7 separate regions of the Mus musculus genome follow, and all the other regions are linked to region 1. Evidence: chromatin loops called from intact Hi-C (ENCODE). Cell type or tissue: left cerebral cortex. All regions are shown on one strand. Region 1 has its middle 140 kb from the start of 9230102K24Rik. Region 2 holds the start of 9230102K24Rik (RIKEN cDNA 9230102K24 gene). Region 3 has its middle 4.8 kb from the start of Gm36751. Region 4 has its middle 37 kb from the start of 9230102K24Rik. Region 5 has its middle 50 kb from the start of 9230102K24Rik. Region 6 has its middle 22 kb from the start of Gm36751. Region 7 has its middle 31 kb from the start of 9230102K24Rik.

Evidence for each region. Hi-C counts contacts between places; a loop is a spot of excess contacts. Peaks named below come from ENCODE experiments on the same cell type or tissue, not always from the same donor. Only the 100,000 strongest peaks of a DNase experiment are listed, where the experiment ranks them.
Region 2: it touches region 1 in a loop (2.2-fold over the local background); 3 of 42 quality-filtered maps call a loop at or near these places.
Region 3: it touches region 1 in a loop (8-fold over the local background); 6 of 42 quality-filtered maps call a loop at or near these places.
Region 4: a loop joins it to region 1, with 2.8 times the contacts of the local background. A loop is called at or near these places in 4 of 42 quality-filtered maps.
Region 5: it touches region 1 in a loop (3-fold over the local background); 9 of 42 quality-filtered maps call a loop at or near these places.
Region 6: a loop joins it to region 1, with 2.1 times the contacts of the local background. A loop is called at or near these places in 2 of 42 quality-filtered maps.
Region 7: a loop joins it to region 1, with 2.4 times the contacts of the local background. A loop is called at or near these places in 4 of 42 quality-filtered maps.

What each region holds. Positions count from the first base shown.
Region 1 is chr10:110,454,437-110,458,436 of GRCm38, reverse strand. It overlaps a transcript of Nav3 not described here. Among named protein-coding and RNA genes, the nearest start is that of 9230102K24Rik, 140 kb to the left of the region's middle. In left cerebral cortex, a CTCF peak has its summit at 2,396; DNase peaks (open chromatin) are centred at 2,388, 2,868, 3,214, 3,948 and 1 more place; H3K4me3 peaks cover 2,231 bases; H3K27ac peaks cover 2,308 bases.
Region 2 is chr10:110,598,378-110,602,377 of GRCm38, reverse strand. It overlaps 9230102K24Rik (RIKEN cDNA 9230102K24 gene), which reads right to left and starts at 1,728. Exons shown (of 3, transcript NR_028438.1): 1 at 1,158-1,728. In left cerebral cortex, a CTCF peak has its summit at 1,827; a DNase peak (open chromatin) is centred at 1,794.
Region 3 is chr10:110,731,393-110,735,392 of GRCm38, reverse strand. No RefSeq gene overlaps it. Among named protein-coding and RNA genes, the nearest start is that of Gm36751, 4.8 kb to the right of the region's middle. In left cerebral cortex, a CTCF peak has its summit at 1,861 (motif pointing right); a DNase peak (open chromatin) is centred at 1,870.
Region 4 is chr10:110,561,546-110,565,545 of GRCm38, reverse strand. No RefSeq gene overlaps it. Among named protein-coding and RNA genes, the nearest start is that of 9230102K24Rik, 37 kb to the left of the region's middle. In left cerebral cortex, no CTCF peak of the experiment used is centred here; DNase peaks (open chromatin) are centred at 1,828 and 2,235; H3K27ac peaks cover 1,269 bases.
Region 5 is chr10:110,648,752-110,652,751 of GRCm38, reverse strand. No RefSeq gene overlaps it. Among named protein-coding and RNA genes, the nearest start is that of 9230102K24Rik, 50 kb to the right of the region's middle. In left cerebral cortex, a CTCF peak has its summit at 1,686 (motif pointing right); DNase peaks (open chromatin) are centred at 1,701 and 2,436.
Region 6 is chr10:110,704,135-110,708,134 of GRCm38, reverse strand. No RefSeq gene overlaps it. Among named protein-coding and RNA genes, the nearest start is that of Gm36751, 22 kb to the left of the region's middle. In left cerebral cortex, CTCF peaks have their summits at 283 (motif pointing right) and 2,235 (motif pointing right); a DNase peak (open chromatin) is centred at 293.
Region 7 is chr10:110,567,855-110,571,854 of GRCm38, reverse strand. No RefSeq gene overlaps it. Among named protein-coding and RNA genes, the nearest start is that of 9230102K24Rik, 31 kb to the left of the region's middle. In left cerebral cortex, no CTCF peak of the experiment used is centred here; DNase peaks (open chromatin) are centred at 467, 1,170 and 1,530; H3K27ac peaks cover 1,427 bases.

The DNA of each region.
Region 1 (4,000 bases):
AGTTTTGACTTTGGTCATCAATGCACTTAGTAGCCATCAAAGACTCACATCAAAGTCTCACTTACTGTATTTTCTCATTCTGGCTGCTGCAGATGGGCTTCACCCACTGCCTTAGGGTTTTAGGCACTTGGATGTGGAAAGAAAATAGGCTCCCATCAGTACACACACACACACACACACACACACACACACACAAACACACGCGCGCGCGCACATACACACACACAGAGTCTAGGGAGACTAATAAACCTATTATTATAATGCCTAGTAGGTAGCAGGTAAGCAAAGAGATGTCATAGGGGAGTGGCACCCAAACTTGGGTGTGGGACCTGCAGCTTTTTGGTGCGGATTCTGAGAAAGCACCCTCTTAGGAGATGAGGAAAAGTTGCCTGGATACCGTGGTGGGAAGATACACTCAAGCTTGACAGGGGGGAGAGTGAATGTGGCTTGAGTGGAAAACCATGGCACAGGTAATGACTGTCACCTGTTGGAGTTGTTGTGAGGCATGAAGTGGCCAAGGACTAAGATCTGAGAAGCCACTGGCCAGCATTTCTCAGACACCCCCAGTGTTTCTCAAAGTCCAACCCAGACCAGCAAAATGAACATCAAGTTGGATCAGGTTTGAAACACAAATACGTATGAGTTTCCTAGACCAATAGAATGGGGAATGTTGGTCTCGAGAACTCCTAAATCTTTGCTTATGTAACTCCTGCAGGTCATGTGACATGCCAGGGTTTGAAAGACACTTTGCTGTGGCTTGAGTGTTTGTGTCCCTTCAGGTTTCATGCTGAAACCTTGGACAATGCAACAGCATCAGCAGGTGGAGCCTTTGGATGCTGACCATACCATGAAGATTTTTCTCTAACAGAGTTAAATATCTTCAAAGAGATGTTTCAACACATCAGCATCCACGGGGATAAAACTTTTGAATTGTCAGAGACAGAAACCAGTCTCTCCTCTGATTAAGAGCTGGCATCTAGACGGTGGACTCTGCAGCCTATAACTGTGAATCACAACTTTATGTTGTGGACCTGTTAAGTAGTCTCAGTTACTTTGTTTCAGTAGTTTCTGTTCAAGAGTCTGTTTTATTATGATGCTGTTTTGTTAGCCACTGTCCGGTATAAGAAGCTTTCTTGAAGGCACTTAGGAACTTACAAGGCCACATTTCTTTGTCTGAAAGGCTTATTCTGGAGGAAAGGTCAAAAACAAAAACAAAAACAAAAACAAACAAACAAACCAAAACCAAAACCAAAAGTCCATTCATGAAGGTTGCATGGTGATGCAAGGTGTGGGTTCCAGAGGTGAGCTGAGCGGATAGTGAGGTACCAGAGAGAAACTTAAGCCCTATGGTGGGAAGGTTATGTTCACAGCTCATACAACCTATAAAGTCTAAGACTGAAAGAAGGAATATGAATAAATCTTGCTTGCCAGGTGTTGATAGTCTAGACATGGGTTCGCCCCTCCCCAGGACAGCTTCCATTAGCCCCCTCCATATTTATGAAGCATCCACGATCTGTGTATCTCAAGAGAATTCCCTTTCCTTTTCTCCAGGGGGAAGTTTTGTGTTGAAGTTCAACAAAGGTCCTGGGTCGGGTCGTATACGAAGTGATGAAGAGCATTGGTTGGAGTGGAGAACCTATTGGGTTGTAATTTCTTTAGTTCCACCTGTGCATGGTAGTAGCAAACTATGCATGTTGCTTATCATGGTCTGTTTCTGATGTATGTGCTCACTGAGAAGTAGCTTTGAGTTTGGGTAGAAATGGGCAAGACTAGTGTCTTCTTTCTGCTAGACACCCCCACCTCACCCTCAACCCTGTGTTCCTAGCTGCAGGGAAAAGGCTGTTAGAGAAAGGGAGCATTTGAACGATGCTGGAGTAGTGGTTGAAATGTACCTTTAAGCACGTTCTCCAGGCCTGGGTAGGAAGAGAAAAGGAGACATTACTTTAGCTGGAAGGGGGGGTGGGGGTGGGGTAGGGGTGGGAATCCAAGGTATTTGACAGCTATATCTTTCCACCACTACCTTCCTCCAAACCCACGCATCTCTGCTTAGAGTCTGACATGAAACTAAGAGTCTCCTCCCCCTCCCCCCCTTCCCCCGCGTTTGCCTGTGTGCTTTCAATGAAAAAGTCGGTGCACAAGGACGGAAGCCAGAGCGGCTGAAAATAGGTGCATGACTTGTTGAGCATACAAATCATTTCCCCCTTAAACCCTTACTCTCCTTGCAGCCTGTTCTGCAGTCAGGAGAGGTGGCTGAGGCAGGTCACGGAAGAGGTGCTCTCCGCAGGAAACTTTGCTCACCCAGAGAGCGGGCTGGGGCTATTGGGCTCTCGGGGTGAACCTTGGGTGAGCTTGCGGGGCTCCCCTCCTGGCCAGGGCCCCCTAGAGCCGGGCGACGGGTCTGTCTCTTTAAATCCCAGCTGTGCGGCTGGGAAACAGCGCCACTCGCCGCCCAGGCCGGCTGCTGCGAGCTCGCGCTTCGGCTGCCGGCTGCGCGCGGCGAGAGCTCGGCTCGGCCCGCGGGCTGCTCGGTGGCGGCGGCGGCGGCGGCGGCGGCGGCGGCGCGGGGCGGGGAGGCGCGGCCCGGCCGAGAGCGAAGAAAGAGCGAGCCGGGCCGGGGGAAGAGGCGCCGCGCCCGGTCCCGCGCCCGCTCGGCGGCGGACGACGATGTGCCCGGCTCCTGCTTTGCTCGCGTCCTCCCTAAGACGATTTCCATAGTAACCCGATCAAGTGGCTCAGGACCGCAAACCTGAGGATTTCGGCCGGCCCGCCGGCGTTGACCTCGGCCAGGTAACGCTGCGATCTCCTCTACGCCTTGCAAAACCGCCGCGCTTCTTGCAAAGTTCCTTTTGTGGAAAATCGCCCAGCCCCACGCAGCCTGGGGGATTTGCAACAGCATGCTGTGCTACCCAGGTGCTTGCCACGGGCACCCTCCCTGGCACTTCCCCTGCATCTATTATCACATTATTTAAAAATTATTTTGATTGCTTCCTCCACTCTCCTTTTTTTGATTCCCCCATGCTGCTCTCCTGTAGATTTACCCCCCACCCTGAGACTAGTGATGGGGTGGGGGTGCTAAGGAGAAGTCGGGGAGGGGGGGCGGCGGTGGTGAGCACGGTCCAGGGAGTGGCGGGTTCAGATGGGCTGGATGCTCTGGGCTACTTGGAGCATCACACATTGCTTGCACTGGCATTGTGGGGAAGGCTGTCAGCGCCAGGGAGCCCTAAGTCTACAGCCTGATCCCAGAGTCTGTTAGGGAGGGATGCAGGCTTGCGGGTACTGGAGCACTTGGCTGGGTGGCTGGCTAGCATCCATACATCCTAGCTTTGCTCCCCCGCCCCTCTTTGGGTTTCTCTTTCTTGTTCACCATCCTCCGTTTCTTTCTTCTTTTTCTCACTATCCATATCATTCTCTTCCCTTCTTTTCCTCCCTCCTTCTTCCCCTCTTTCCCTTTTCCCCTTTACAAAAAGGGAGGAATCCTTTGTAACCCCCTGGTTCTGCCAGCATGAGAATAACTGTGAAACCAGCAACGTGGCTACCTTAACCTGGTTGTTTTCAGAGCCGTCCTCATCCATCAACATATTTGTTTCCCCGAGTCTATTGATCTCCATGGATTGTGCAGAAATGCATTCTAAGCTGGGCGACTGTACGTCAAAATCGGACTTCTGCAGCTCTAAGTACCACATGTATTGTAAAGACAGTATGAATTTTTAAATATAAATAAGTCACGGGTATAAATAAATACATCTTTGAAAAAAAAATCTAGCGACTCATTTTAGTGCAACTTCCCTCTTCTGTTATCGCTGTGGTCTTTGCTCCTCATTGACGTTTAATTGTAGGGAACTTAGGAGACACCCCTTCCCCTCCTCTAGCTTCTATGGAACATGGAACTTTTATTGTAATTATCGGCTCCTGAACCTGATTGAGTTTGCATGGGCCAGACACTAGAATGAAAAGGTCACAATTAAGGTTCTGGCACTTGCTTCCTGAAATCTAAACTGGT
Region 2 (4,000 bases), 140 kb before region 1:
TGACGGCTGTCAAATAATTAAGCTACACTTAGAGGAACCAAATGAGTTGGCTTTGTGAAGTTGCTTTTCCTAGATTGAAATGCAAGCACAGAGAATACAAGGTGAGACCGGCTGAGTGGCAGTCTACACATTCACCTTTCCCCTCCCTTTCTCTCCATCCTTATTAGGATTGAAAGGGACTTATTAGGATTGCAAGGCACTCAACAGTATATTTTTTAATGGGTCATTTTATTTATTTACATTTCAAATGTTATCCCCCTTCCCACTTTCCCCTACACAAACCCCCTATCCCTCCCCTCCCCCTGATTCTATGAGGGTGCCCACCCACCCACCCACCCACCTACTCCCACCTCACCTCCCTAGCATTCCCCTACATTGGGGCATCAAACCTTTATAGGACCAAAGGCCTCCTCTCCCATTGATGCCAGATAAGGCAATCCTCTGCTACATATGAATCAACAGTATATTCTAAGACTCATATCCAGGTAAAATTCTTAGAGAGAGAGAGAGAGAGAGAAGGAGAGAGAGAGAGAGAGAGAGAGAGAGAGAGAGAGAGAGAGAGAGACTGAGACTTATTTCCTTGATGTGATTTTCTTGTGATATACAGGATGTCCCAAGAAAGGGGTGTAACGTATGAGGTTTGGGACTTTGATGTAAAATTTAGCTTTACTTCTCGGTGCTATTGCCTCAGCCAGCAACCAATTTACAGAATCTCACTTATATCATCTGTAAGTATAAAAGATGTGGCTTAAAGGAGGTGCCCTTTGTGAAGAGCTTTCTCTTAAGCTTCATCACTGGCAAGTCCTTAATAAACCTGAGCTTGCATTATTTCTATTGCTATCCATTTGAGGCAGGGTTTCATGTAGCCCACTCTGTCCTCAGACTCACCATGTAGCCAAGGACAACCTGTTTCTGGTCCCCCCTGTCTTTCCCTCTAGAGACTATTGGCACGTGCAATATACAGAGCCAGAGCCCGAACCACCAAATTCCCATGTGAGAGGCCAGAACCTCACCAAACTGAGACACTCCCCAGCTAACCTTCCCATTTTCCTAAGTAATGTCTGCTTGGCTCACCAGGAAGCAGACTGTTAAACTTGCAAAGAGAGGGAGAGAAATTGTTAAAGATTAAAAAAAAAAAAGGCACCTAAAATTCTTACCTTTGCCATGAGCCTTTTGAAATTGAATAGTGGCGCCTTACTGTGTGGAGTCCACAGTGTTACAACACATGCGCTAGCTTGACCTTGAAAGATATTGTCCTGGCTTTAGATATTCCTTTAGTGTTTCAGCAATCAATACTTGTCCTTAGATTATAGCCTTGTGAGCAAATCCATCTTTCTTTCTTCCCTCCTCTCCTTTCTTTCTCTCTCTCTTTTTTGATGAATAAATAAAGGACCTAGCACACCATCCGGGTGCGAATATTTCCCTCTATAAGTTGATATACCATCAAGTCCAGTGAGCAGATAGTGGAGGTTGGGAAACCCTCTGTAGACAATGAAAACCAGTATCGGAGGAAGAGGCGACTCATTAGCTCGACTCAGTTGCTTTTCCTAAGGATTTCCTTAAGTGGAGTGTGTGTTAATGAGTAATGGCATTCACATCCTTATGGACTCAGGCCATCGTCCCTTCGTGGCCGGCCTGTGCTGCTTTGTGGCTCCCCCTTTTTAATTTTGAATCCAAGCTCATTACGTTAATAGCTCAGCGCTTGCTTTCTCAGGCACTGTTAGAAATAGACTGTAAGCACCGAGTGCGGCGCTTCCCTCCTTCTGCCCACTCTTCCCATCATGGCAGTCCTCGGAAACAGCCCACAGGAAATCAGTATTTCTCAGTGGCTTGTGTGGGAAGTGCAGACTATTGTGTGTGAGTGTCACAGCCAACTGCTTGGCAGGAAGTCATTTTTTTTTGGAAAAGCTAACTGAACAAACACCTTCCATTGTCTACGGAGGTTCAAAGTCCCATGAAACTTCCTTATTGCTATCTCTAAACTAACTTGGGAGCTGTAAACACATTTAACCCCTTTGTTCCTGAACGGATGGGTTTATTGAAGGGCCTTTCCCTCAGTAATTAAAAAAAAACAAAAAACAAAACACTTTACTATGGTATTTTATGTGTATGGATTTTTTTTCCCCTGCGTGTTTGACTATGCACGATGTGAGTGTTTGGGACTCGTGGATGCCAGAGGGATTCCTTGGTCTCTTGAGCAGGAGTCATAGATGACTGTAAATTATACAGTCAGGCTCCTCTTTACCTCCTCTTTACAGGAAGAGCAGCCAGTTCTCTTTACCGCTGAGCCATCTCTCCAGGCCCCCTCATTAATTTTTTTTTAAATCCTATTTTGATTTTCCTTGGAGAATGCAGAGGGGCAATCAGTCCATGTGTGTATTCTCTTTCAGGGGATGTTTCTTCCACACCTCATGTCTAACTGTCTGTTGAGGATTGTGTAATTAGTAAGCAAGGGAAAACTATTGACAATATGAGAGTCTCCTTGTGTTCCCCACCGCATTTCTCATTGCTTTGCAAGCCTATAGCTACAATAAAAGGGTTTTTAAAAAGCTCTGCTCAGAATATTTTTAAATGTTGCTAATCATGTTGATAGTCTTATTTATTAAAGTTGTAAAAGAAATGCAGTTTTCCCTAGTGTAATGCAGCTGAGGAGAAACTTAATATTATAAATGAACCTGGTGCTCGTTAGACAGTGAGGGCAGAGACAGAAGATGCTACATTTAACCCAAGGTTGATTGCTACCGCAGTAAATATTTGAAAGGCATTTATAGAAAAGTAGCTGACCTGGGAAATGCTTCAAGAAGCCATTTGCAAAATTCTGTTTGGTTTTAAAATCTGTTCTGTCTAAATTCAAGATCGCAAGATTTTATTTGACAATGAAACTGATTGACATAGAAGATTCTGTCTAGTTTTTTTTTTTTTTTTTTTTTTTTTTTTTATTCCTGTTGTGATAAAATACCCTGGCAAAAGCATCCTAAGAGATCAAGGGTTTGTTTTATTAGGCTGTAGTTACAGGTTACAGTCCATCCTGACAAGAAAGTCAAAGTGTCAAAAAACAAAAAACAAAAAACCCCAAACAACAACAACAACAATAACAACAACACCCCCAAAACCTCAAGAACCCAAGTGTCAGAAACTCTAAGCTGGTCACGTTACATCAATAGTCAGAAGAAGAGAGCCATGAACATGTGCGTGTGTTAGTGTTCAGCTTACTTTCTCTAGCCTTACAAGTTCAGCTTCCCCTGCCTAGGGAATGGTGCCACCCACACTAGGCAGATTGCAGATCTTCCTATATCTATGAACAGAATCAAGGTAATTCCCCCAGGCATTCTCGGAAGCCCATCTCACAGGTGAGTGTAGATTTTTGTTAAGCTGACAACTAATAAAGATGTTGAATCTGCTTTCTCAGGTTTGTGTAAGAGAAGCATTGTCTCATAATCTTCCATGGGTATCCTAGACAGATCTTCTGTTTCTTATGCAGACAGCCCCTCTTACATGTTGCAATAGGAATTTCACAAGTTTAACGAGGGCACTTTGTTGTTTCATAGGATGAAAAATCTGGAATTTCCTTTCTTTTCTTTATCTTAATATCTTTCCCAGGACAGTAGTTTTGTTCATATTGAGATAGAGTTCTTACTCTCTAATAACATTTAGACCCCATATAGTTTTAGATATCTATGATGCCATTACATGAGAACTAAAGCCTGCTTCCTAATATCTTGAAAATAGAAGAGTGGCCCATGATCCTCTGGGACTTGATTACTATGATTGTCCAAATCATTTTAGTAGCTATAATTTAAGAGTCCATTTCCCCCTCCATGATAGCAGTTGCTGTTGCTTGTGTTGAGTATGGATAGTGATTGGCTCTTTTCCTTTTGAGCCTAACAATCATACTGTATTAGTACACATCCTGTATTATTTCATTCAACCTCAAAGCCCCATCTCTAAATAGAATCCCAATGGTAATTAGGTGTGTTGCTATATTGTTTATGTCTACATT
Region 3 (4,000 bases), 280 kb before region 1:
CTTTCCACCTGCCTGCTGCTCCCTTTCTGAATTGCTGGCCAATTCTTTTAGAACGGTGTGTTTCTACAAACATGTCCTGTTCTTTCTGGGTCTGGGAGACCCCCTAACTAATACAGGCAGCCTAGTTCTTGTTTTTCGAGGAAGTGGGCAAGGGTAATCACAGGTGGCATTTTGATCTGCCCCCAAGTCTTGCCTTTCAAGTCACTGGCAATCTTATTCGCACAAAAGATTAACACTCACACACACACACACACACACACACACACACGAGGCTGGTTTTGTGTATCAACTTGACACAAGCTGGAGTTATCACAGAGAAAGGAGCCTCCCTTGAGGAAATGCCTCCATGAGATCCAGCTGTGGGGCATTTTCTCAATTAGTGATCAAGAGTGGGAGGGTCCATTGTGGGTGATTGCCATCCCTGGGCTGATATTCTTGGATTCTATAAGAAAGCAAGCTGGGCAAGCCAGGGGAAGCAAGCCAGTAAAGAACATCCCTCCATGGCCTCTGCATCAGCTCCTGCTTCCTGACCTACTTGAGTTCCAGTCCTGACTTTCTTTGGTGATGAACAGCAATGTGGAAATGTAAGCTGAATAAATCATTTCTTCCCCAACTTGCTTCTTAGTCATGATGTTTTGTGCAGGAATAGAAACCCTGACTAAGACAATATGTTATTAAATCTCAATAAAAATATTTATGGCCTGGGCAATTCAGTGTGCATTCATAAAAGCCTTCGCTGGTGTCATTTATTCTTTATGCATTAATTATTAACACTCATAATGAAATAATAATACTATCATGTATTTTCACCACAGAGGACACCCTGTACTTTATGAGAAACTGGGAGCCACTTTCTGCTTGTGTAGCGTATAGTTTTAGGCCATCCACCCCTGTGGCTGGCCAGCAGACAGCCAGCTACCGCTCACTCAGCTCCCCTTAGCCCCATGAAATGGGAACATTAGAGACTTATAAAAATACCAGTCAGATTTATAACGGTAAATCTCCAACCCCAAAATGCCCGCGCAAAGAACACAAAACTCAACTGATATAAATATAAGCTGCACACCTAGGCTGGACAAATGTACCCTACACTGCTCTATTGCCCGTGCACACAGGTCTCTGACTTAAGCCATCCATCCATCCATATGAAAATAAGTATCATCTGTGCTTGAATTTTAGAAAGAAGCCTTTGGTGCTAGCACAGAGCACCCAAACACGGGCTTTTCCCTCCGTCGTCCCACCTGATTGTAACCACGTGGTACCACTCTCCTTCAATTTTAATAGTCTCAAAACAGACCTTCTTACTTGGAATCCCTCTGTGACGTGTTCCTGAAGAACAGGCAAAGTAAGCCAATTAAAATGTCACACCGCATCTCCCTTCTGCTCCAAATATTCATGCAAGGTCAAGGACAAATGTTTTTTGGTGGGTTATAGGTGGTGCTCAGAGATCTGGCTCGTAGGCTGCTGCTTTATAAATCACTCCTTCAGGTTCCTCTCCATATTTGTTCAATTTCCGCCACGCTCGGATCCCTGCTAGTCCACGGCCAGGCTTCTTATTCTGCCCGTGGTTCCAACGCACAAAGACTGTTACTTCTGATGGAACGCTTTTCAGAGACCTGCAACAGTCTCCTTCACATCCTTTAGGAGGACACCAATTTCTATACCAAATAAACCCCTGAAGTTCAGCGGCTTAGCAAGGGGATTTTATTTTTCACTCAAGTCTGCTAATTGTTCCTGGATTTGGGGGTGTGTGTGCCTTTCCTGGGGGTGGGGGCTCTCGGACCTACCCCATTCCTTCCACTGCCTTATCCTTAGGCAGAGCTCCGAGCTGTCTATTTCAGCTTGTAGGGCACAGACACTAGGGGGCGCTAGGAACACTAGGGAAGAGATCTCTTACTCTTCTCACCCTCTCTTGAGGGAAGAAGCAGAACTTCTAGCTGCGCTGGTGGACAGTGCCACATTTGTTGCCACAGAGTTATGGTGAAGAGCAGGAACTCTTGGGGGCAGCTAGAAATTTCTGTCACAGACTGCACTCTGGCCGCCAGACTCCTTGTTTTAAGAAGTCAACACGAAGATCTACAGTTACAATATCCAGGATAAAGTCCAGGAGCTCTGGTGGACATGGATTGTTCTCGAGGAACTAGGGTTCCTCGAGATATATCCTTTGGCAATATAGTATGATATAATATAATATAATATAATATTATGTAATGTAATATAATAATGTAATATAATATAATATGGTATGATACAATATATATATATGTTAGCATAATATAAGACTTCCTCTTAGAATTGTATCTTGAAGGTTCTGGCAATTCCATGTTTTATTTTCATTTTAGGGAGCTTTTAATCTCCTCTCTGATTTATTCAGTGATCAACTGGTCACTCAAGAACTTACTGTTCACTTTCCATGTGTAGTCTCTTGTAGGTTTGGTTTTATTAATTTTTTTTTTTTTGCATTGTGATCTGATAAGATATAAGAGATAATCCAAGTTTGGATTTGTTAAAACTTGGTCTGGAATGTGGTCAGTTTTAGGGAGGGCTGCTGAGAGCAATGTGTCTCTCTTCTGTGGGATGCGCTGTTCTGCAAACACCCATTTAGTCCATTTGGTCTGTGGTGTAGTTTAACTCTGAAGTTTCTTTGCTGGCTTTTAGCGTCCGTGACCTACCCAGAGGAGGGATGCTGAAATCACTCTCTGTCATTGTATCAAGACCTACCTGACCTTATACAACTGTCAGTGTTCATTTTATAAGGAAGCTCAGCATTTGACACATATTTTTCTTTATCATATAGTGATAAGATATATATTTTAACCATCAGACACCATAATCCCATCTGTCATTTTGTTTCCATATTCTGTTTGTTTGTTTATTTGTTTGTTTTCTTCTTTTAAATGCTTCCCACCACTCGAGTCAGCCTGCGGGAGTCTTTATACCACTGAGGCATGGATCTGGTGGGCTACAGGAGGTTGGGTTTAGTTATTCTTTTAAATCTAGTCAGATGGCTTGTGTCTCTTTATTGGTGAGTTAAGGCTTTTTACAACTAAGTGAATTTTCAGAGGCACTTATTAGTAATGTCTGTAATTTTGCTATTTTTCTGATTGGTTGAATTGTTTTGTTTGCTCTCTTTCCTATTAGTATGAAGAATCTGTTGATGCTCTATGCTGGACAAAATGGATTGCTTCCTACCTCTTCTTTGTTCAGGCATTCCCCTAGTGGAATGTAAACTTTCTTGGGTTGTCATGATCGAGGCTGCCTTTCTTCGTTCTCTGTGTTTAATATCTCTTTAAGTATCTTCTGCATTGCTGGGGTGGTGGGGTGGGTCTCATAAATTGTCTTACTTATGTTTGTCTTGAGATATCCTGATTTCTATATCAATTTTAATAGATAATTATATATATGTATATATATACATAATATAATTTTGCATGCTATATCTCTTGTCTGGCAGTCACTTATTTTCAGGGGCTGAATATGTGTCATATTTTATGCTTCCTAGATTAGAGGGCGCTAATGAGAGACTTGATAATATTCTGATGGTCCTCCCTTTGTAAGTAACTTACTTGGGGTTTTCTTTTTTCTTATAGCTTTTAAAACTTCTTTGCTTTGCATTTTTGACATCTTTATGATAACTGCTACCAAGCGTTTCTTCGTTCATGTCCATTGAGGTTCTGAACACCTCTTGGGTTTGACTTTCTCTTTCTCTAGACTTGGGCATTTTTTTTTTTTTTGCAACAATTTCATCTGCTATGTTCTCTGTGCTTCTAGTACTTCTCTCAGCTGGCTCTTCCTTTTTCCCATAGATTCTTAGGCTAGCTTTCTTGAATGTATCACAGCCATTGACACTTCATCTCTCTCTCTGTCTCTCTCTCTGTCTGTCTGTCTTAGAAAGGGTTTCTTTGTGTCGCCCTGGCTGTCCTGAAACTCACTTTGTTGACCAGGCTGGGCACAAACTCACAGAGGTCCACCTGCCTCTGCCTCCCAAGTCCTGGGATTA
Region 4 (4,000 bases), 110 kb before region 1:
GAAATGGTCTCTTCGAGAAATGGCTGTAGAAAAAGGATCAGAAAAATGGCAGTTTAATGCAGACAGAGGAGAATTTCACAAGATCATGACCCTAGACAGAGAATTCCCTTTTTGGTTGTCCCAATCCTAAATTGTGAGCCCCCAAACCATAAATACACACACACACACACACACACAAACTCAGCAGGTTATGTATATGTATTTGCACATACATATATGCATGTATTTGCACACGTACATATATGCATTTATATCAGTGAAAAAGAAGCAATCAGCTTGAGAGTTGGTAGGTGAACATAAGAAGGGTTGGAGAGCATGCTTGAGGGGCTGGAGGGAAGAAAGGGAGAGATTCAGTGACGTAATGCAGGCTCAGCAACCACAAAGCCAGGAGAGGGTGTCAGATCTCTAAGAAGTGAACTTAGGACAATTGTGATCTGCCACGTGGGTGTTGGGAACGGAACCTGGGGCTTCTAATAGGGCAGCAAATGCTCTAAATGAACGAGCCATCTGTATAGCACCGCCCCCAAAGAGCTTGAAATTGAGTTTGTATAACGGATTTCTTCAGACACATAACGAAGTAATAAGAAAAAGATGTTTCTTATTACTCATTTATCAAGAGGTATGAAAGCATCTATTTAGCCTTTCTTTACATACATAACCTTTGAAATGTTGAAAAAAAATGAGTAAACTAGCAAGCTCTTCACATTCAGGGCATCAAGTAATATTTGCTGGTCAGTATTTTACCACCACAGTAATTTATTTTTCTAGACCATAGCGTGAAATATTTGGACAATCCTTAAAGAAAAATGAAATCAAAATGAAAATATCTGTTTTGAAATTAGGCAACTCATTCTTTTATATTATAGATCTTTTCTTTGTTATTTTAATTATCCCTTCTTATGCCATCATTGGACTAGCAAATTGCTGTTGTTGAAGAGAAACACGTGCCTCTAGTATTAGCCATTTAAATTGCCCTTTATGAAAAAAAATAAAAATGAAGACTTTTGATATGAGGAGACTGCTTGTATCTACTACTCCACTTTGAGCAAAAAAAAATATAAAAGACTTTCTTTTTGACACAGGTTATCTCTGTATATCCTTGGTTGTCCTGGAACTTGCTCTATAGACCAGGCTAGCCTCAGACTCACAGAGATCCTCCTTCCTCTGCTTCCCGACTGCTGGACTTAAACTGTGCATCACCACTGCCCAGATTGTAAAAGACTTTCATCATATCATCATCATCACCACTACCATCAGTTTTCATCCTGAGTGTAGTTTCCCCTCCCTCCTCTTCTCCCAGTTTCTAACCCCCACCTCCCCTCCCAATAAAACTCTCCTCCATTTCTTTTCAGAAAAGGGCAGGCCTCCCATGGATAGCAACCAAATATGGCATATCAAGTTGCAGCAACACTAGTCACCTCCCCTTCTATTAAGGATGGAGGAGGCAACCCAGAATGAAGAAAAGGGTCCCAAAACCTGGCAAAAGAGTCCTCTTCCCATTGTTAGGAATTGCACAAGAAGATCAAGCTTACCAATGGTAGCATAAAAGACTTTCTTAAAAAGGAAGAATGTACTCTGAATCGTTTTGTGCTGAGTCTTTATAAGGAAATGTAAATGAAGATAGAAATACTACATCTCATTGACACACACACACACACACACACACACACACACAACTTTTGCTTAATTCTCTTGAAAACCTCATACCCCCAGATAATCACTGAGCTTAGAAAAGTTGCTGAGATCCTGATTGAGAAGGCAGACTCAGAGTAGAGAAGTGCAAAATAACAGCCCATATGCTAAGCCACATGCATTATAAGGCTCAATACTTCTGAAAGAAGCTTTCAAAGGCAAGAGAGAACTCCAAATCTGGAGCCCACAGAGACATCTGGTGCCTTAGAACTTCCCATTTTTCTTTGGCAGATATTTTAGCTAATTTTACCACCTTGGTCAGATGTGTGATTCCTTTTAAAGCTTATTCTAATTTTAACATAGTCTCCTGGTTTCACTCTCTACTGTCAGGACCAAACTTTTAATGGCAACAGTAGGTCATTTAGCAATTTCTTAGAAGGACAAAGTAAGGCTGGACCATGTAATTAATATAGTGGGCACACGATCTGATTTTTAAAGATTTGATGCAATTCTCCAACTTTGCCTTCTAACAAATGCACGTGGGAAAAATAATGGTTGAATCAATATGTAGAAAAACCCTTGAATCTCAGTCATTGCTCATTATGACTGTGCAGGAGCTAACTCTGCCAAGACTGCTTTGAGAGGTCTCACCATTGTACTGCGGACTCCTAACAAACCAAACTCTAGGGCTAGGCCTGTGCCTATGTCAGAGTGTGAATTCACATATACCTGATGTGGATGGTTAAGTAGGACCCGGAATTGAGGAATCACTATGACAAATGTGCCAAGATAGGCATATAAGGATTACGGAGTAGCAAGAAGGACTCACTTGAAGATGAAGAGTGTGAATGTTCAGCTGTATTTGCGACACTTGGAGTTCAGTGGTGTTCATCCTAGAACTGAAAAGAAGTACCTTACCCACCTTCCTCAAATGATAGATTAGGAGAAATGACCATTGTAATAAACTCCCTGAGTCTTCATAATGAACAACATAGTGATTCTAACTTCTATTCTAGATATACGTACATACATACGTGTACACACACACACACACACACACACACACACACACACACACACCAGATCAAATATTCCAATGCATGGAAAACTTGGAAATAACCCAATTTTTGTTTTTATTCATGACTTCCATTTTCTTCTATTTTGTTTCATCACATCAGAAAAGATCCAAGTGTTTCATCAGAGCATCTTTTTAAAAACGACAATACATTTCTTAGACTATGGAGTCATGTGCTATCAAATTAAGAGAGAACAGAGAATGTGAAAATTGTAGTTCACCCATCCATCTGATCAAAAGCTAGATGATCTCCTCCTGCTTGTACTATCTGCCTCTGGACTGATGATGAGTCCCTAGGCAGGTTTACTCTGGCACCTCTCTAAGTTCAGCTCTCCATAAAATATTTCCCTGAGAATACTTCAAGAAATATAATGCAGAATTAGAAGCCCCATCATGGTGATCACCACTCACTGTCAAAGCCACTTGCCCAACTGCAGTACCACTCAGTGCCATTTCATCCACTGCTTTCCTTTGCCTCTCATAGAGTTAGAGATAGTATTAGCCTTCTTGTCTAAATAGTACAGAATCTAAAGCTCTGAGGGGTTGTTAAGATGAAATAAGCTTTTCTGTATATGATCTACATACACCTAGGCCCCAAGGAGTAACTTTTAAAGACGAATGTTGGTAATTACTCAAAAACTAAAATGCATTCAAGATGAACTGGCCTGAAAGAAATATTTCATTGAGTAAATTGTAGCTCATGCAAAGAAGTATTTCATGCCGTTGGCCGGCAGTTGTTACCTTCTAATGATGTCTCTAGAGACATATTCAATCTGATGTAGAACTGACAAGTGATTCATTTGTCCACATTGTTCAGAAAAAAAATGAGTCAAAATACATATTGAATAATACAGGTATCAACTTACACTTATAAGCATTAATGGCTTTTGACTCAAAGCCTAACTAAATTATGCTACATTTGTAGAATGTCTTCTAGTCATTCCCAGGTTGGTAAATGGAGCTCGAATTAAAATGATGAGAACTATATTTGGAAGACATGGTGGTTTTACACCATGGGTTTGGGCTGCTAAAACTTCTATACCGGTGATTGTAACTACATCTATTCCAGCCTTTCCTATTAGCAATCAAACACAACAGGGTGGCTGTTGCTAAGATTATATCTCATGATACCAAAAGATGAGGCAAATGCAGCTATAAATTATTTTTAAAATAAAGTAGATTAAGGAATTATTGATCCCTCTTTTCTCATATTGTCTAGCATAACTGATCTTTTGGCATGTGGCCTATCCTATTCCCTAAAATGATTTAGGCTCTGGGTTGCATTGAGTAACA
Region 5 (4,000 bases), 190 kb before region 1:
TGAGTAAGAATTCTAGAGAAATGGCTCAGTGGGAAGAGCTGCTCTTCCAGTGACTGAGTGTGATTCTGAGTGCCCACCAGTGAGCTTGCAATTGCCTGTATCTTCATCTCCAGGGGCCCCAATGCCTCTAGTTTCCATGGTGTAGTGGCTATTCCTGGTTGTCAACTTGACAATATTTGGAATGAACTACAATCCGGAATTGGAAGGCTCACCAGTGACCCTTATCTTGAGGCTTGGAGATCCTTATCTGGATCTTGGTTTGGAGATCTTAAGCCATAGTGGCTATGGATTCCAGAAGATTGAATCTCCGAGTTTAAGGAACACACCTTTAATCTGGGCTACGCCTTTCATCTGGGATTAAAGGTGTGGCGGAACACACCTTTAATCTGGGCTACACCTTCTGCTGGAGACAATATAAGGACATTGGAAGAAGGGAGTCTAGCTCTTGCTCTTGCTCCTTCGCCTGCTTGCTGCGTGAGACTGAGTAACTGCTAGATCCTTGGACTTCCATTCACAGCTGCGACTGAACAATTGTTGGGAATTGGGCTGCCGACTGTAAGTCATCAATAAATTCCTTTACTATCTAGAGACTATCCATAAGTTCTGTGACTCTAGAGAACCCTGACTAATACACATGGGAACTCACAACAATGTGCACATAGACGCACATGCGTGTGCATTAGTAAGCATAAAACAAATCTCAGAAATAAACGAATTCGGGAGGCTTCCTCAGATCACAGAAAAGGAGGCGTGCAAGCCCCACTTGCTATCTCTCTTGGCAAGTGGCCGTGTCTGCATCCATACAATTAGATGTTAGGATGCAGCTCTGAGATCCTCCTGTGTCCTCAGAGGAGCTAGAGCCGGTACTTCTTTGCATTTCACACTCAGAGTAAGCTCAGTTCATATCAACATATGTCCTTCTCCAGAATGCAATTCAATGAAAGGAGAAGAAACTCTCAGGTGTGCTGGACACGGGACAAACGGAATCCTTGTTAGCGTTTAATTGGAAGAGTTTACACATGGTTGAAAATTGGCATACTACATAGACCTTGATAAAAAAAAAACAAGTTTATCATTTTCAATATTTATTTGCTACCTAGTGTGTGCCAAGCACTCTCTCTTGGCAGGACATTTCCTGGGTGAGCTCATACGTTACTGAGGGATTTGACTGTGAACATAATTTAACTTGATAAGATAGAAAAAAAATGTCTCAGTTAATCAAATTGATGCATTTTAAATTAAAATGTTCTCATTACAATTTATGCTTCTATAGTACACTTATTATGAATACATATTAGGAGTCTACATCTAAACTACACCAAAATAATAAATATTTTAATACAGAAAAAGTCACTTAAAATTCACTTTTAAGCTTACACAGTTTGTCCTAAATATATGAAGGATTGGAGAGCATAGTGTGTGGGCTGCATTTTGTTTGGAATGATTGATTGTGCTAAATGATTACCTTGCAGTTGAAAGAGCACAGGACCTCCTTAACTTTGAAGTATGTGTGCCTTTGGGCTTGTTTCTACTAAGGAAGTTGACAAGGATTTTTTTATTTGCTCTTCTGTGTTAATATTATTGAATCTTTTTCTATAAAAGAAGCTGGTTGTAATTTCAGCTTGAAAGTAGATAAAGAACTTTAAGAAGAAAAAGAAAATTCCTTTCCATACAATTGACCAGAAGGAGGCTCTCTTCCACCTTACTGTAGAGAGTTAGAACAAAAGGTTTCAAACTCATATTTCTAAGTGGCTTTAATATTTCTGATGCTGTTTCCATCATGGGTAGAACTTTGACTTTCTCCCTAGAGAAACAATTAAAATTCTCATCACTAGTAAGAGGATCTTACCAGCTCATTCATATAACATATCTCTTCTGCTTGAATAATAGTTAACAAAAATGTTGGCATAAAATTCTCACAAATTTTAGACACCCCTTTCTTTAATTCTTAGCTTTGTTTTCTCAGTATTGGGCCAGAATTTCTGATGAAATAGACTAAAAGAGTATTTTTTTGGAATAAATCAACAAGGCATTTGGGTTATTTTAAGTATAGGTATGGCCTCTCTCTGCCAAGCCATCTTACTTCATGCAGTTTTAAGTAGGAAACACTACTCCTGTTTGTCAAATGGAATCACAACCTACCCCCAGTGCTGTAATTATGTAGGTCAACAAATCCACTAAGTAGATTCAGAATATCAATCAAAACACTCAAATGTATTTGTAGAGGAAAGAAAGAGCTAAAGGTGTAGGTTCCCAGCCTCCTCGGTGATGTCATGAGAACATGTCGAATCAGTTAGGTAGTGGTGGTCTTCATCGTCAAGCAAGGGAGTTTAGGAGGTTAGAGCAAAAGTAAGTGCTGTTGTTTGTGTTTGAAAGCCTGGCCTTCAACGTGAGGCAGAGGTGGTTATGAAATCCCCAACTGTGACTAATTTTGGAGGAGTAGCAGCTCAGATAAATTGTCTCCTAGAGAAGCCGTTGAAGCCAGTGAGTGATGGGCTGATGATGAATTCTTCTGTGCTGTTCCTGCCTCCAAGGGTTTAGCGCCAGACAGGGCACAGAATAGATTCATGTACAGTCTTGGCACAAAGTAAAGTTTGGGAGAATTGTATTGGGTAGGACAGCTCCCTAAAGATACCACCCCAAAATGCCTTTGCTGGCTCTCTGCAACCCTAGACTACATTTCTGTTATATGGCAAAGAAACTTTGCAGAGGTCATTAAGATTAAGGATATTAAAATAGGGAGATTGTGACTGAATGTGGTGGGATTACATGCCAGTAATCTCAGAATTTAGGAGATAGAGGCAGACGATTGTCAGTTCAAGGCCAGCCTGGGGCACGCATTGTCTCACAAAACCAAATAAATTGGAAAGGGAGATTACATGCCTTATTAGCAGAGAACTTTCTTCATGTGAAAGAAGAAGTTAACAGCAGAACGCTGGGAATTCAGAATGAGGAGAATTTGCTGTGTCTAGGGAGTCACGCACAAGGACTGGTGAGAAGCCACAAGAATGGCCCTTGGCTGATAGTCAGCAAGGGAACAGGGTCCTGGGGCCTCCAGTGTCAAAGGACTGAGTTCTGGGAACACTATGGCCACTATGGCCAGAACCGTTGAGGACTTGTAGCTCTTCTAATATCCCTACCCAAGCTCAGAAAGATTCACACCAGACGTATGTGTTACAGAAAAGGGAATGCCAGGATGGGGAGGCAGGAGTGAGTGGGTGGGTGGGGGAGCATCCCCATAGAAGCAGGGGGAGGGGAGATAGGAGAGCGGTTTTTTTTTTTGAGTGGGGGAGGAACCTGGAAAGGGGATAACATTTGAAATGTAAATAAAGAAAATATCCAATTAAAAAAAAAAAAAGAAACTGTGGTAGCAAATTTGTGCTACTTTAAGTCACAAAGTTCATGATTGCTAAGTTAGCAACAGAAAAACTCAATCATATAAAACATCTTGAAGGAAATGGTACTTTGCCTGCCTGGATGTTGACTATGCCAGTTAGAATGTTATAATGGACCAAAAATTCCATTCCCTACCTGGGGCTTTAGGTGTGGCATATAAACAAACTGTAAAAAACAAAACAAAACAAAACCAAAAACAAAATACCCCCAAACACAGAGATTTGACAAATGAGTTTTTTACTTTTTCTTTAAAAAGCTAGGTAAGTATACCAGTATACTGGCTTAAACCACAACAGATTTGCTATGTAACAGTTCTATAGGTCAGAGGTGTCACTGGGCTAAAATCAAGGCGTGTCAAGCAAGAATGCATTGCTTCTGAACCACCTGGGTGAGAGGACCCCTTTTTCTCACTTCCTGTACTGGTCGGTTTCTTTGCCTTCACTCCCTTCCTCCACGTCCATTTTCCTAACCCCACAGCATTGCAACTTCAGTCCTTTCTTGTAAGACTCCCTGTTCAGCTGCACCCTCCTTGAAATCTTAATCTTCCCATTTCCCCTTGAGTTACTCACACACTCAAGGCCTCCTTTGCCACGTAGGATATCAG
Region 6 (4,000 bases), 250 kb before region 1:
TCAGGGCACTGGTCTCAGAACTCAGAGCCATATTATCTTATTTTATTTACTTAATCTTGGTAACAATGCTCTCAGGTAAGTATAGTTTACCATGACCAGGGCACACGTCCTTCTATATTGGCTGCAGGCCACAGGATTCAACTGGGTCACTGTTCTGTGCAACCACGAGAAGACTACCTTACGCAGAGCTTGACGTTTCTGTCCTCTCACAAGCTGCAACGAACGAGTCATCATGCATTGCAACCTCGAGGATTCGAGAGGGTCTGACACAGGGGGGCAGCACAGAGACGCTGCATAATAAAAGAAAATTAATGTCAGACACTCTCTAATTAAACTCTCGTCTGCTCTCATATATTAAGGTTAAAGTCATAATGAAATTAATTATCACCGTTTCCATCCTCCTCTGCATGTGCTGGTTTTGCATAAATTGACAGAAAAGGGAACCGAGAGGCACAAGATCAATAGCCCAAGTCGCCAGGAAAGGGGAGATGTCCTTTGCTCTGGACAACGACTTCTAGCTGCTTTGGTTAAACAGTAACCAAAATTTGAGCCTGAAATGTTAAACTCAGCAGGCCTGTCAGTTGGCGGCAAGTCCTCTGCCCTCCTGTTCAGTGGAGATTGATTGAATCAGAAAGTCAAGTTCCAGGAATCTAGGGCTGCACTAGGCCAGATGATTTCAGGTTAATATTTGATCTTCCAAAGGCCAGGGAAATGCATAAACAAAAACATGACCAAGCCACGAGCAGCCTTGATAGTACAGTTCCCATACTAGAGTCGGGGGACATAGTTGGATGGAGTGTTGTAGGTTAGTTTTTGATGATTTCAGACCCTCAGAGGGTATTTGGGAACAAAGAGCAGGCGTGATAAACACAGACATGTGGTGGAGGTGGCTGGAGTAGAAACCAATTCGCCATCAATTTCTATGATTAGCATCCTGGAGAGGATGCAGAAATATTCAGGGGGTTGGCCTTAATTATCCTCTAATGAAGATTTGATTTAATTTCTTGTTCTCTCTCATTCTTGTTTTCCTCATGGGCTGGCGTTGCTTTGTAATTTCACAGCGTTTGGATTCTAAGCGACATGCTCTCAGCTTTGCAGGGGGTGGGGGGGCTCTCTGAAGGAGAGGCGAGGTCAACCTTGCAAGTTAGATTAATTCATGATGTGGGATCTGCTCTCGCTATTGCTTGAATAGCCAGCCCATGTTTACCGAGCACCCGGATAGAAGAGTATAGCAGCGGTTCTCAACCTGTGGGTCACGACCCCTTCACAGGGAGTTGCCCCGCCCCCCCCCCCAAAAAACAAAAAAACCCAAACAAACAAACAAACAAAAAAACAACCCATCGGAAAACATAGATATGTACATTGATTCATAACAGCAGCAAAATTAGTTATGAAATAGTAATGAAAGTAGTTTTATGACGGGGGGGTCACCCCAACATGAGGAGCTGTATAAAAGGAAGGTTGAGAACCACAGTGTTACAGAGAGAAGCACTGTGTTAGGCACTTCCATCAACATGTTTAATTACTGCTATATTAATTTAAATTTTTCTTTGTAATCAAAATTCCATGTCCACACACACATTGTAATTTTATTTTTAAGTAAAAGGGTGATTTTTTGTTAGAACTTAGGAAAAAAAAAAGCTTAATTCAGGTTAGGTGAAAATCCCAGCTACTGTCACAATGGAGAAAGGGCATGCCTGCCAGGTTGGACAATGTATTAAGAAAAAAAAAAAGAAGCGTCGGGAATGGGGATGGGCTAAAGAGCTGTGGAGTCCCACAGCCTGGTCAAGTAATTCTATAAGGTGCTTCCTAAAATGCACAGGGTTTTCTGATGAAACCCTCTTCTTCCACAACCCTCATTGCCAAATAGCAAACAACTTAAGCTATCTTAGGTATTTTTGCTGGTGTTTTACAAATACTTGCGTGTCTTTCTTGAGTTTTCGGTTTTAGCCATTATTTACCGTTTTCTTGCTATGGAGGATGAAGGTTCATCCTTTTTTACTGCCATCCTTTTCCTCCCAGTCTCTCACACACATCTCCATCCTTTATAATGCACTTAATGCATTCAAATATGTGGGTGAATTCACATCCAGATTTTTAATAACTTTCACCATTCAGTAGATGGTTAATCTTTTTATTGAATTTTGAAGTATTTTATTTTAAATTATGTGTACATGTGCATGTCTGTATGTAGGTTTGGGCGTGTGAGGGAAGTACCCACAGAGGCCAGAAGGGGGCGGCAGACCTACGGAGCTGGAATTACATGGGTCGCGCGCTGCCTTGTGGGCACTGGGAACTTTGTCCTCTGCAGGAAGCCGATCATGCAGTTAACACGGAGACATTGCTCCAGGCTCCTGGTTACTTGTAATTTATAGCAGAACGTCATTATTTTCCTTTTAAGGTTCAAGATTTGTTTGTTCTGAGATTAATGATTATCTTTTTTCCTTTTTTCTTTTTTTTTTTTTTGTAATTCTTTTCTTCTACCCACTTTTAATTTTATTGTTAATTTTGTTTTTTTTTTTTGTTTTTTCTTGATAAGGGGTTTCTATGTTGTGCTTGAATTTGCGATCCTGCAGTCTGAGCCTCACGAGTTGCTTGCTGGCTAATGAAAAGAATTTACTTACCATGAATTTAACCCTATGTTCTCCCCAGTTGTCAAAATCTTCAAAGAACAAATACAGAGATATTCTATCATCGTTGGAAGAGATATTCTATCATCTTCAGGAACTCAATACTCCTTCTTTCTCTCTGTGTTGGGTGTTGTGTTTTATAAAATGGTGTGAGCGCCTCAGCAGGCCCATGCCGAGGCGTTCCCTCTGAGTTATCCACCATAGCACAGGCTTAGTATAAAAGGGAGTTTATTTGGTGGGGAAGGGAAGGGGGCCTAGAGGAGGGAGTAGAGTCAGAGAAAGGTGAGGGACAGAGGACAGAGAGAGGAGAGAGGAAGAAAGAGGGGAAGAGACCAGCCTTGGTGTGTGTGTGTGTGTGTGTGTGTGTGTGTGTGTGTGAGAGAGAGAGAGAGAGAGAGAGAGAGAGAGAGAGAGAGAGCGAGAGCTGAACAGTCCTTTACAGCCTTACCTGGCTGTTGCTAGGTAACTGTTGGGCGGAGCCTAGAGCAAATGCTAACATTGTATCCTTTCAATCATGAGTCCTCTATACTCATTCTCTATTTTCATGGATTCATCCTTCAGCTTCCAGAGAATATTAGGATGGGAGGGGAAGCTTTTAAGATTTTCCAAATTCTAAGCTGCATTTATCCCACCTTCACACCAGATAGTTCAGTTGGATACAGAATGCTACATGGTCAGTCATCTTCGTTCTCAGCTTACAGGTCACTGCCTTGCTTCATCGCTTCTGCTGTTGTTACTGAGAAGCCAAAATACCATCATTATGTTTGATAGTGTATGAAATCTATTCTCTGTGAATGATTTGTGTGCACATGCGCACTCATGCGTCCGTGCATGTGTGTGCCTGTGTGTTGGCTAGTTTTATGTCAATTTGACACAAACTAAAGTTATCTGAAAGGCTAGAACTTCAGTTAAAATAGTGAGAACTTCAATTAAAATAGTGCCTCTATAAGACTGGGTTATAAATAAGCCTATAGGGCATTTTCTTGATCAGTGATTGATGGGGAAGGGCCCAGCTCATTGTGGGCAGTGCCACCCCTGCTGCTGCTGGCCCTGCGCTCTATAAGAAAGCAGTCTGGGCAAACCAGAAGGAGCAAAGCCAATAAGCAGCACCCTTGTGTGGACTCTGTGTCAGATCCTGGCTCCAGTTTCTTGCTCTATTTGAGTTCCTGCCCTGACTTCAACCTCATTGTCCATCACTGAAGGAAGTCAGGGCAGGAATTCAAATAGAGCAAGAAACTGGTGAATACACAGTAGTTCTACTTTTACATGTCCATTTTGTGTAGAAAGCATAACATTCCCATAACATTTCACAGGAAGTTTTCAGCTTGAGTAACGACCCACCACCAGCCTCGTGCTTCATAAGGTAAGCT
Region 7 (4,000 bases), 110 kb before region 1:
GGTTTCACTCATATATGAGCACACTCAATTACACTAGATCTGGCAAGAACTCAGAGAATTGTATTAACATGTTTCATTGACATCATGTTGACATGCCAGATTCAGGAAACTCATAGAGTTCATGAGAGCATTCTTTGTCACACGGGGAAGGAAGAAGGGAGAGGGAGGAGAGGGTAAATCTTACTGGTCCCTGTCAAAGGCAATAGCAGCAAACCTTAGCTCCAGGATAAGAATAGGGAGTGAACGCCACTGTGAACACAGACATCCTGTTGTTGATTTTGCAATGGAGTGAAGAATGGCCAACAAGTTTCCCACGTCTTGAGAAGGTAGTGTTGAGGATGTGAATAGATAATTACCAGCAGATAGGGACACACACAAGCTTCGTCCTTGGGGACCCAAGTGACTAATCATGCTTTCTTGGGAATGTTAACTTACAGCAACTCAGGCTCACTTTATCTGCCCACACAGACATTGGGCATATGCCTTGTTCTCTGACAGGGGACTGTGTGTTCGCCTGTTTGCATGCTGGATTGTCGAAGTCACTCTGAGTACACAGTTCATTAAGACTTCACTTTCTAAGCAAAACCCTTTCAGAAGTGTAGTACTCAGTCTCCCTGAATTGTGCCCTTTCCTGCAGTGGCTTCTGCTGTTTGATTCTTCCCATACCTCCAACCCCAGCACACTGGCCCTTTTCTGACATTTATTTGGTTCCACGTTTTCCCTCTTTTCTGAGAACATAGCTAAGCTCAATTTTGGTTATTGCCTCCTGCAAACCAGCTTTCTCAATATCATCCTCACCACAAAAGCCATCCTGAAAATTATATTCTCCGACTAAGTGTTGTTTAGCTAACATGGGAGCTCCAAACATCTGTAAACTCAGGAAATTTTACTGATAACCACACCCACTCCCAACTCACGCATCTGAAAATTTCTAAACCATAGTGTTTCCAGAATAAAGGTCTCTTCACTCTGGATGTGGGTCATCTCCATGCCCTGTGTCACAGGCTCTCCATCTCCTTACAATTCTTTTCCAGTCTTTCTCTCTTTGGAGCCACTGAGGTTTGAAAGCTCTTTCTCTTTTCACGGATGCTTTCCTGGAGACCGTTGATTCCAAGCTCTCCCAACTGCGTGAGTTATGCAAGTGTGAACATGTTTCTCCCCCAACTCTAAAAACAGACGCTCCCATCTATTTTTGGTACTCATAATAAAGACAAAGGCTAAAAATGCAAAGTTGGCATTGGTATAGACTTTGAAGAGACAGGAAGTGTTAGCAAAATTCAGATTCCAAGTCATCCACACAATCCAAACTAGGACTGAGAAAATGAAGCTTCGAATTGTGCTAGTTTGTGTATGTATTCTTATTATCATCATTTCTTTGCTCTTTCAGATATTTACGAAACAAAAAAAGATTATGCTGAATACAGAAGTAGTATTGTACAATACCTGAGTAATGTGTCCATAGTACAAAGTGAAGATGTACTGAGATTTTAGTTTGTCCGGTAAACACAACACATTGGCTTGCAGATGTTCACGGAGCATGGGGATTTTTAAAATGGAAGGTAAATATAAAATGTAGCTCCCATCTTTAAATATAATCTCTCTCCTCCATCTCTCCCTCCCCCCTCCACACACACACATATACATATTTAAATAAAACCATAGAGCATATGTAAGGCTCTATCTATGCTTTTATAAACCATAAACTATGGTTTTTACATAAACTACCATTTGAGAGATTTCTAGGCATTACTGAATTCCCTGATGTCTCTTAGAAGCAAAATGTTTGCTTTTATTGAGTTTATTGACACAGAGGGCCAAGTGAAACAAAATGTCACAGGCAAGATACCGAATCGATTGAAGAGTTTGTTGACTGTTTTTGCTAGTTGTTTTCATTTTCTTCTTTTTTTGGTATTGCTTCTATTAAAGAAGATGATGTCTTCTTATATAAGACTATGGGAAAGATTATTATTACCAGAGGGAGAAATATCCTAGGCATATATCCTGCACATGGATTCTCTGTCCTCTGTTTACCAGCAAAATACTCACTCTTCACTCTCTGCCTGACCCCACTCTTCCCTATGATAACCAGAGCAAATCAGGATATAATTGTCCATGAATCATGGAAAGAGAGCTTCTTTTACATTAAAAAAAAACCTACAAATGCACTTTATTATACCATTTGTTGTTTATGTCAATATGAAACCTTCAGTTGAAATCTCCATATCAGTTAGAACTCATCTGTCAGAAAGTTATGCAATTCTCAACTAGTAGAGTTTTTGAATATAAATCTTTAATTTGCAGTAAGATGTGGAGCTTTGGAGTAAATGCTCAGCAGTGGTGTGAGTTGATCACGTGAGATGTCTAGTCTAGGTTCTTGAGAAACTTTGGCACTGACTCCCATAGAGGCTGCACCATTTGCGTCCCCACTGGATTGGGGGGGGTCACCTTTCCCCAAATCCCCATCAACCTATGCTGTCATTTATTTTCTTATTCTTAGCCAGTCTGACAGAAGATAAAAACCAGAGCCATCTTCATTTGCATTTCCATGATGGCTAAAGATGCAGGACACTTTTAAAAATTATTTAATTATATATTTTATTTTATAATTATTTCTTATTAGTCTCTGTTTAGTTCCATTGTCCATTTTTAAAATTGGGCTGTCTGGTTTTTTGTTTGTTTGTTTGTTTTGGTTTTGGTGTTTAAGTTTTGAGTTCTTTTTATATCCTTGACATTAATCCTCTGTCAGACATATAGCTGGCAAAGATTCCCCTATGAGCGGATGCCTGTGCCTACACACACACACACACACACACACACACACACCATAGACCACCTCTTCAATAGAGTAATGATACACTTTGTAGTTCAGATTTTTTTTTACCTTTTATTGAATCTTCATGAGTTTCACATCATGCACCTCAGTCTCACTCACCATCCCATCCCTTCATATCTCTTTGCAACCTCACCCCAAAATGAAAGAGCCACAAACAAACAAACAAACAAACAAAGCATAGAAAACATCTCATTGTGGGAACTGTAGTGTGTTACTGTGTGTCCCACAGTGTGTGCCTCTGTCCACACATCTTTACTTGCAAATGCTCATTGCAATGAGCCATCAGTCCAGTTCGAGGTCTCTGGCTTCATTACAGGAGATCTTTAATTCCATGAGGCCCCACTTGTTGTTTGTTGGTCCTATTTCCTTTCATCTGGTTGTATAGCTTCAAATGTTTCTCTTTCCTCTAGAAGAAGAGTTTCAAGTCTAGGGCTGAAGTGTGAATGTTTGGAACTGATTTGTGTGCAGATCGAGGGATAAAATATCACTAGGTCTATAGATGACACATCTCTGTCTTTATCAAAGAGGCTCATTGGTGCAATATACAGTAGGTAATGCAGAATCCCACAGCTGGCTCAAGTGCAGAGAATACATGTCTATGGACTGTCTTGCCATAAATGGGATATCTGTACCATACCTCAAACCTTCAAGGCTTAAGGAACGTTGTAGAAAAGGTGAGGGGTGGAATTGTAAGAGCTAGAGGTTGGAAGGACTACAGTGAAACAGTTTTCTGGACATGATAAGATTGCTGAATTTGTGAACTCAGGAGCTGTGGTTGTCTGCACAAGATCAAGCCGAATCAACTTTCCAGCAAGCAGGGAGAAGTGGCTCACAAGCTCTGCCCCTTGAAGAGGAGCTACTGACAGTTGATGGCTGCTAGGAGAATAAGAGTCAATTTTTTTTAAAGGGGCATGGTCCTTGGTAGATCGTCCATGTTCCAGTAGATGGCTCTAGGGTCAGCAAGAGTTGCATTCAGTGGATCATAATAAACAAAGGACTTGAAGCTGTGAGGGAGAAATGAAGGCTGGATGGGGCTGAATCTGTGAGGAGTTAGGGGGAGGAGTGTTGTGTTGTGGTGGGGAGTCCGATAAAAATATTTGCATGTGAGGTTCTTAGAGAATTGATTACATATATGTGTAACGGTAGACTCCTTTTCCAAGAGTATTC